Regions from separate parts of the Homo sapiens genome. Here region 2 is linked to region 1. A link is a contact called in ENCODE POLR2A ChIA-PET data. All regions are on one chromosome and are shown on one strand. Each heading gives the region's core, a stretch centred on a gene start or an enhancer-like site at or near the end of the contact. The rest is flanking DNA. Distances are from core to core; before and after follow the strand shown. Region 1 overlaps EMILIN2 (elastin microfibril interfacer 2). Region 2 overlaps MYOM1 (myomesin 1).

What was found. ChIA-PET counts read pairs that join two places held with the same protein, here RNA polymerase II (POLR2A).
Region 2: POLR2A ChIA-PET joins it to region 1 with 34 read pairs in activated T-cell. The contact joins two enhancer-like sites. POLR2A ChIA-PET finds 5 or more read pairs at or near these places in 3 of 52 experiments (WTC11, activated CD4-positive, alpha-beta T cell and activated T-cell).

The regions. Positions count from the first base shown.
Region 1 is chr18:2,906,406-2,909,105 of GRCh38, reverse strand. It overlaps EMILIN2 (elastin microfibril interfacer 2), which reads right to left. Exons shown (of 8, transcript NM_032048.3): 5 at 2,021-2,323; 6 at 131-163. Among named protein-coding and RNA genes, the nearest start is that of LPIN2-AS2, 59 kb to the left of the region's middle. RefSeq lists an enhancer at 1,322-1,521 and a silencer at 1,962-2,700. Within about 2 kb of position 1,450, at least 29 of the 41 ENCODE cell types and tissues checked have a DNase peak (open chromatin) inside an H3K27ac peak, as active enhancers do.
Region 2 is chr18:3,102,383-3,105,082 of GRCh38, reverse strand. MYOM1 (myomesin 1) reads left to right here. Exons shown (of 38, transcript NM_003803.4): 23 at 2,453-2,609. Among named protein-coding and RNA genes, the nearest start is that of LPIN2, 91 kb to the right of the region's middle. Within about 2 kb of position 1,307, at least 3 of the 41 ENCODE cell types and tissues checked have a DNase peak (open chromatin) inside an H3K27ac peak, as active enhancers do.

The DNA of each region.
Region 1 (2,700 bases), core at 201-2,700:
GGTGGGGAAGGGCTGGGCCCAGGCTTGATTTGTGCTAATAGCCTGGAGGGAGGAGGCAGGAGATGCAGAGGAGGGGCAGAGGCCACCAAGGAGACCGCTCCTCCTGCTCCTGGTCTCTCAGCAGACATACCTGGGGAAGCTACAGGAGGTGACTTCGGGTATCCTGAAAAACAGAAAGGAAATGGCATGTCAAACAAGACCCTAAGCACCAGCTCCTTGTTCTGAGCCCCCTTTTTCCTCTGCTCCTCACAAGTTCAAATCGAGTCTTCACTACTATAGAAACAGACATAGAACAAGGGCACCCACTGTCACTGCCCTCCTTCAAGCAGAGGCACATTTGTACCAGCCCGTCCCTGCTTCCTCACTAGCCCATTTATCCCTGGCGGGGAAGAGGGCACTGAGGGCAAGCTGGCTGCAGGAAAGAAAGAGATGGGCACTGGAGCCTTGGAGACTTCTCTGTGACTGAGAGAGTCACACAAGCCAACTAACATTTGCCCTCTAGCAGTGTTATCTGTTCAAGAGCTCTACCTTCAACTAGACTGAATGCAGTACTTATTAAATGGAGGCATGGATGGGTGGGTGCAGAAGTGGAGGGACAAATAGATGGATGAGTGGATGCACACAGGGAAGAGTGCACGGCTTGATGTGTGGAAGGATGTGCACATGCATAGGTGGGTGGACAGATATGTGCATGGATACATGGGTGGGTGGGTCCCTGGGGTGCCCCAGCCTCTGCATATGAGGATGCATATGTGGGTGGATGGATGTATCGATGGGTGGATACACGGATACATGTGTGGGTGGGTGGCTGGATGGAAGGGTGGATGGAAGGGATACACGGATAGATGCATGGGTGAGTGCTGCATGCACGGAAGGGTGCGTGGATGGACAAATGAGGGAACAAATAGCCCAAGAGAGCCTAAGCATCCATGATACATGGAACTAACAGAAGATAAGTGTTATCTTAGAAAATGCAGGACATCTGCTTAAGAGCTGTGATCACCGCAGCTCAGGTGTCTAAGAAGGAATAGAAAAAAGAAAGCTGGTGAGAGAAAATGTCTCCTTGTCTTCTCAGCAGTGACCCAGCCTTCCAGACAGCCGTGGGCATCAGGGGCCATGGGGGCACCAGGCTATCACCGATGGGGAACAACCCCAGCCCTGCCAGTGTCTGCATGTCCCTGATGGTCAGCCTGGTCTGACTCAGAGGGGACTGACTGGTTTGCATTGTTCTATGCATGTATCTATGGCAGATGACATGACCTGCCCCATTCAGGGTCATCTGTTTATCTGTTATAGCCACAAATCTCAGTTTCCTCATCTGTAAAACAACACTGGCTTCACAGTGCCATTGGGAGGGCTGCAGGAGATCCAGATAGGGTTCAGTCCCTGGCACGTGGTGGGTATCCCACAAATGCTCACTTCCTTCTCCTGTCTCTACTCTGACACCACCCCCACTGTCACCACGACAGTAATGGTGCAGACATTCACAACTCATGGGGAGCACTTCCCAGTGGGGCACTGAACTGGGCTTTTCTCCATCCTCACAGTAAGCCTCTGAGGTCCTGCACTCTCCTCATTTTGTGGTTGAAGGAACTGCAGCTCAGAGAGCTCAGGAAGCTGCCCCAAGTCCCGAAGCCCGTGGTAGACAGCCCTCCTGCCTAGCCACGCTGCTGTGCCACCTGCTTTGCTGCTACCCAAGCTCCCAATACCCTTCTGGCTTCCAAGATCCTTCCTGCTGGGAATCAATGAGCTGCCCGTGTGGCACTCGTACTCCAACCGGCGGGGCCACTCAGTATGTCTAAGTACAGACGACTGCACTGTCCCTGAGGTGCCCCGGCCTCCGTGTGCTGGACTAGCATGAGCGGTCCCTCGGGCCTCGGCATCCTTCCAAAGCTGCATTTCGGAACTTGCCCCCCCGAAGGCTGGACCCCGAACCGCCACGCCCCTCAGCAGACCCCGAGGCTCAGGCGGAAGTTCCGGGAGAGCCCCGCGCTCCTCCCCGCGCAGCCCCGGGCCTCACCTGGTGCGCCCGCGAAGCCTTCTGCGCCGGGGACGGTGCCGCTCCCGGTCTGGCCGTCCACGCCCCGCGGCAGACCCCGCCCAGACACGCCTGCGCCTGCGGGGGGCCCGGCCTGGCCCGTCTCCGCGATGACCCCGGTGGAGCCTGGCGGCTGGGGCGGCCTCTCCTCGGGGGGCCGCTGGGGCAGGACGGGCCGTCGCCCAGGGTCCTCTGCGGTTGCGGGGCCGCTGGGCCTCGGCGGGGCGGGCTCGGGCTGCAGCGGCTCCTTCGGGGCCTCTGCGGGCGGCGGGGGCGAGGGCGCCTCTGCCGGGCGTCGGGGAGAAAGAAACACACGGGATTAGGAAACCTCAGCCCTGACTGCCCCGTCAGGGTCCCCTCCATGAGTCCCGGCGAGCGGGGTCCCCGTGAGGACTCTGCGGCCACCCCTGCGACGTCAGGCCAGCGGGACACACGGGCGTCCGCCCGCATCTTCCGAGGACGCCGCGGGCCACCCGGACGCCGCCGGGGACCCCTGCCCGGGGCCGGGGCGTTTCCAGCCTCTCCGGCGCAGACGGCTGCACTTTCCAAACCGGCCTCACTCTTGGCTCCGGCATCAACAATTCCCGATTTCACAGCACGCGGAAACCGCGGGTGCGTCGCAAGTGACTGAAAGGGACCTGAGGCCACCGACCCCCGCACCG
Region 2 (2,700 bases), core at 58-2,557, 200 kb before region 1:
GAATTGTCTCAAGCAAAGTATAAAAAGACTCCAAGGCTGGGCACAGTGGCTCATGTCTGTAATCCCAGCACTTTGGGCGGCCAAGGCGGGTGGATCACTTGAGCTCAGGAGTTTGAGACCAGCCTGGCCAACATGGCAAAAGCCTGTCCCTACAAAAAATGCAAAAAAATTGGCCGGATGTGGTGCCATGCACCTGTGATCCCAGCTACTTGGGAGGCAGAGGTGGGAGGATGACCTGGGAGGCCAAGGCCACAGCGAGGCAAGATCACACCACTGTACTCCAGCCTGGGTGACAGAGTGAGACCCTGTCTCAAAAAAAAAAAAAAAAAAAAAAAAAGATTCCAATTCCCTGGTGAGTGTGCAGCATACTAGTGTGTGGACTTTGTCACATCAGAACTGGTATTAGAGGCTTATTTTCCTTATTTCTTGGTTTTGGGCAGTTTTCCAAATGGGTGAGGTGTTACACTACAAAAGTTATCTACAGCATTTAGAGAATGGCGAGGCTGATTAAATTGTTCGTATTCTTTCTGTTTTGTGGCTATTTTGTTTTCAGAAAAGTCAAATCTTTCACAATCAAGATTCTTAAGCTAACCAATATTTTTGTTGTACACTTGTCATACCTCTAATGTAATAAACAACAAGCATATGGATGATTCACTTCCTTTTAAAAAGGGATCACAGATAGAACAATGAATGATTAATATAAGCAATCTGTCATGCTTCCAAAATAGAGATTATGCAAAAAGCAAGATTACCTCACTTCTTTTCTCTCTGTAACAATACAGATATACAAAAATTTCTGTTTACATTCTTTCTGTGACTCAGTCACACAAACTGTATATTATAATACAGTCTAAACCTCAACACTCTTCAGTGTTAGCCTTTTCTTAAGTTTTAATAAAAGCATTTGTTCAACATTTATTATACGAAAATAGAGTGTGAAGATTAGTCACGTGTTATCAGGAATAGAAATAAAATGTGGGCTGCAACTTACAATGGAATACATATAGCCCTTTAAAAGTAACATATGGTGGACAATTAAGGAATACTTAAGCCTTTAATTGATTGTTATTTCACTTTATGTAACCAAATATGAAAGTAGCCCTTTGTTTAAGAAAAAGGAATTTTAAAAAATTTTCTAGAACCAGTCTTCTCTAAGCTTTGCATGTGCTAACAATCACTTTTTGGAAGTTTATAGTTGAAGCATACACTGCCATCTGTACGGACACAAGTTAGATCAACTATCAGGCTCAGGAACCAAGATCATCCTGCCAGGCACAATTTGGGCACTGGTTTCCTCTTGGCCTTCCCTTGGGAAAACGTTTGCAATTTTTTTTCCACTAACAAGTTTTATTGGACAGTAGGCCAGGATGTTGGCCTCTTGTAATACAATCCAGACAGAAAATATTCAATTCTTTTGGAAGGTTTTTTTATGCTTTTTAAAAAAATACAGCTGTACTTTTCTGGGATTAAATGTAATATATTTTATATATATTTTTCCTAATGTACTGAAACAAACCAAGTTTAGACTGGCAATTGAATGAGTATAAATCTGAGTAGAGCATTTTACTCCTTTCAACTGGATTTAGGCATAGATGTGAATGTTTCATATGCTGTACAAATTCTCCTTGAATTCTCTATTAGGTGCAGGTGCAATTTATTATAACTCTCAAAAATAGAATAACTCAAAACACTAACTGAATTTTTTTTAATCCAAAAACCAATCTTCCTGAAAGAGCTGAATCTCTTGAAACTCATTTCCATTTAAATTTCCATGCAGTTCAATAATAGTCATTTCTCAGTTGCTATCACTCTAATCTAGAGGGGCATCTTTAAATTGATTTATGGTTCTGTGATCCACAGAGCAGGCATCCATATATTTCTCCACTCTTAAATGACTTAAAGACTTTGAATATGTGAATATAGGCTATTCTTAGTCTCTCTACTTTCTCCCATTCAATTTCCTTTTGGGTTCTTCATCTCTATCCTTCCCTGATGACTGATTGCATGCGGACTTTCTCCCATTCAATTTCCTTTTGGGTTCTTCATCTCTATCCTTCCCTGATGACTGATTGCATGTGGATATTGTTGAAACAAAAGTCATGAATGAGGGTCTGATAAAGATCAATTGACTTTCCCTTTTCCCAAAGCTGCCTTGTTTCCTCATTGCAATCAATCCACTCCCATAACTGTACCATCAGTCACATCACAAACAATACTGTCCATGGTGTTGACTCTACCTAAGAAATGTGGTGCAACCATCTAATTTCATGTTATGGCATAAAAGTTGAATTGTGGAGTAGGACTGTCCACCTGCATGAGTAGTGAAGCTTTTCCCTGACCTAGGATCAGGGCCCTACTTTAGGGTTAAAGTAAAGAATCTCAAGGTAACAAATTCTTACTTGGTTGCTTTCCTCCACGAAGTATCAGTGCCTTCTTTTTGATCTTGTAGGAACCAAAGAGGTTGTTGTAAATGTGGATGATGATGGAGTCATTTCATTGAACTTCGAGTGTGATAAGATGACTCCAAAGTCCGAGTTCTCCTGGTCCAAAGATTATGTATCCACTGAGGACTCTCCACGATTGGAAGTCGAAAGCAAGGGCAACAAGTAAGGACTATGTCAATCACAATCATGGGTTTCCTTTTCACTGTAGGAGAATGAGGTGAGCTCTGATTTCCACTTAAATTGCTTGGAATAA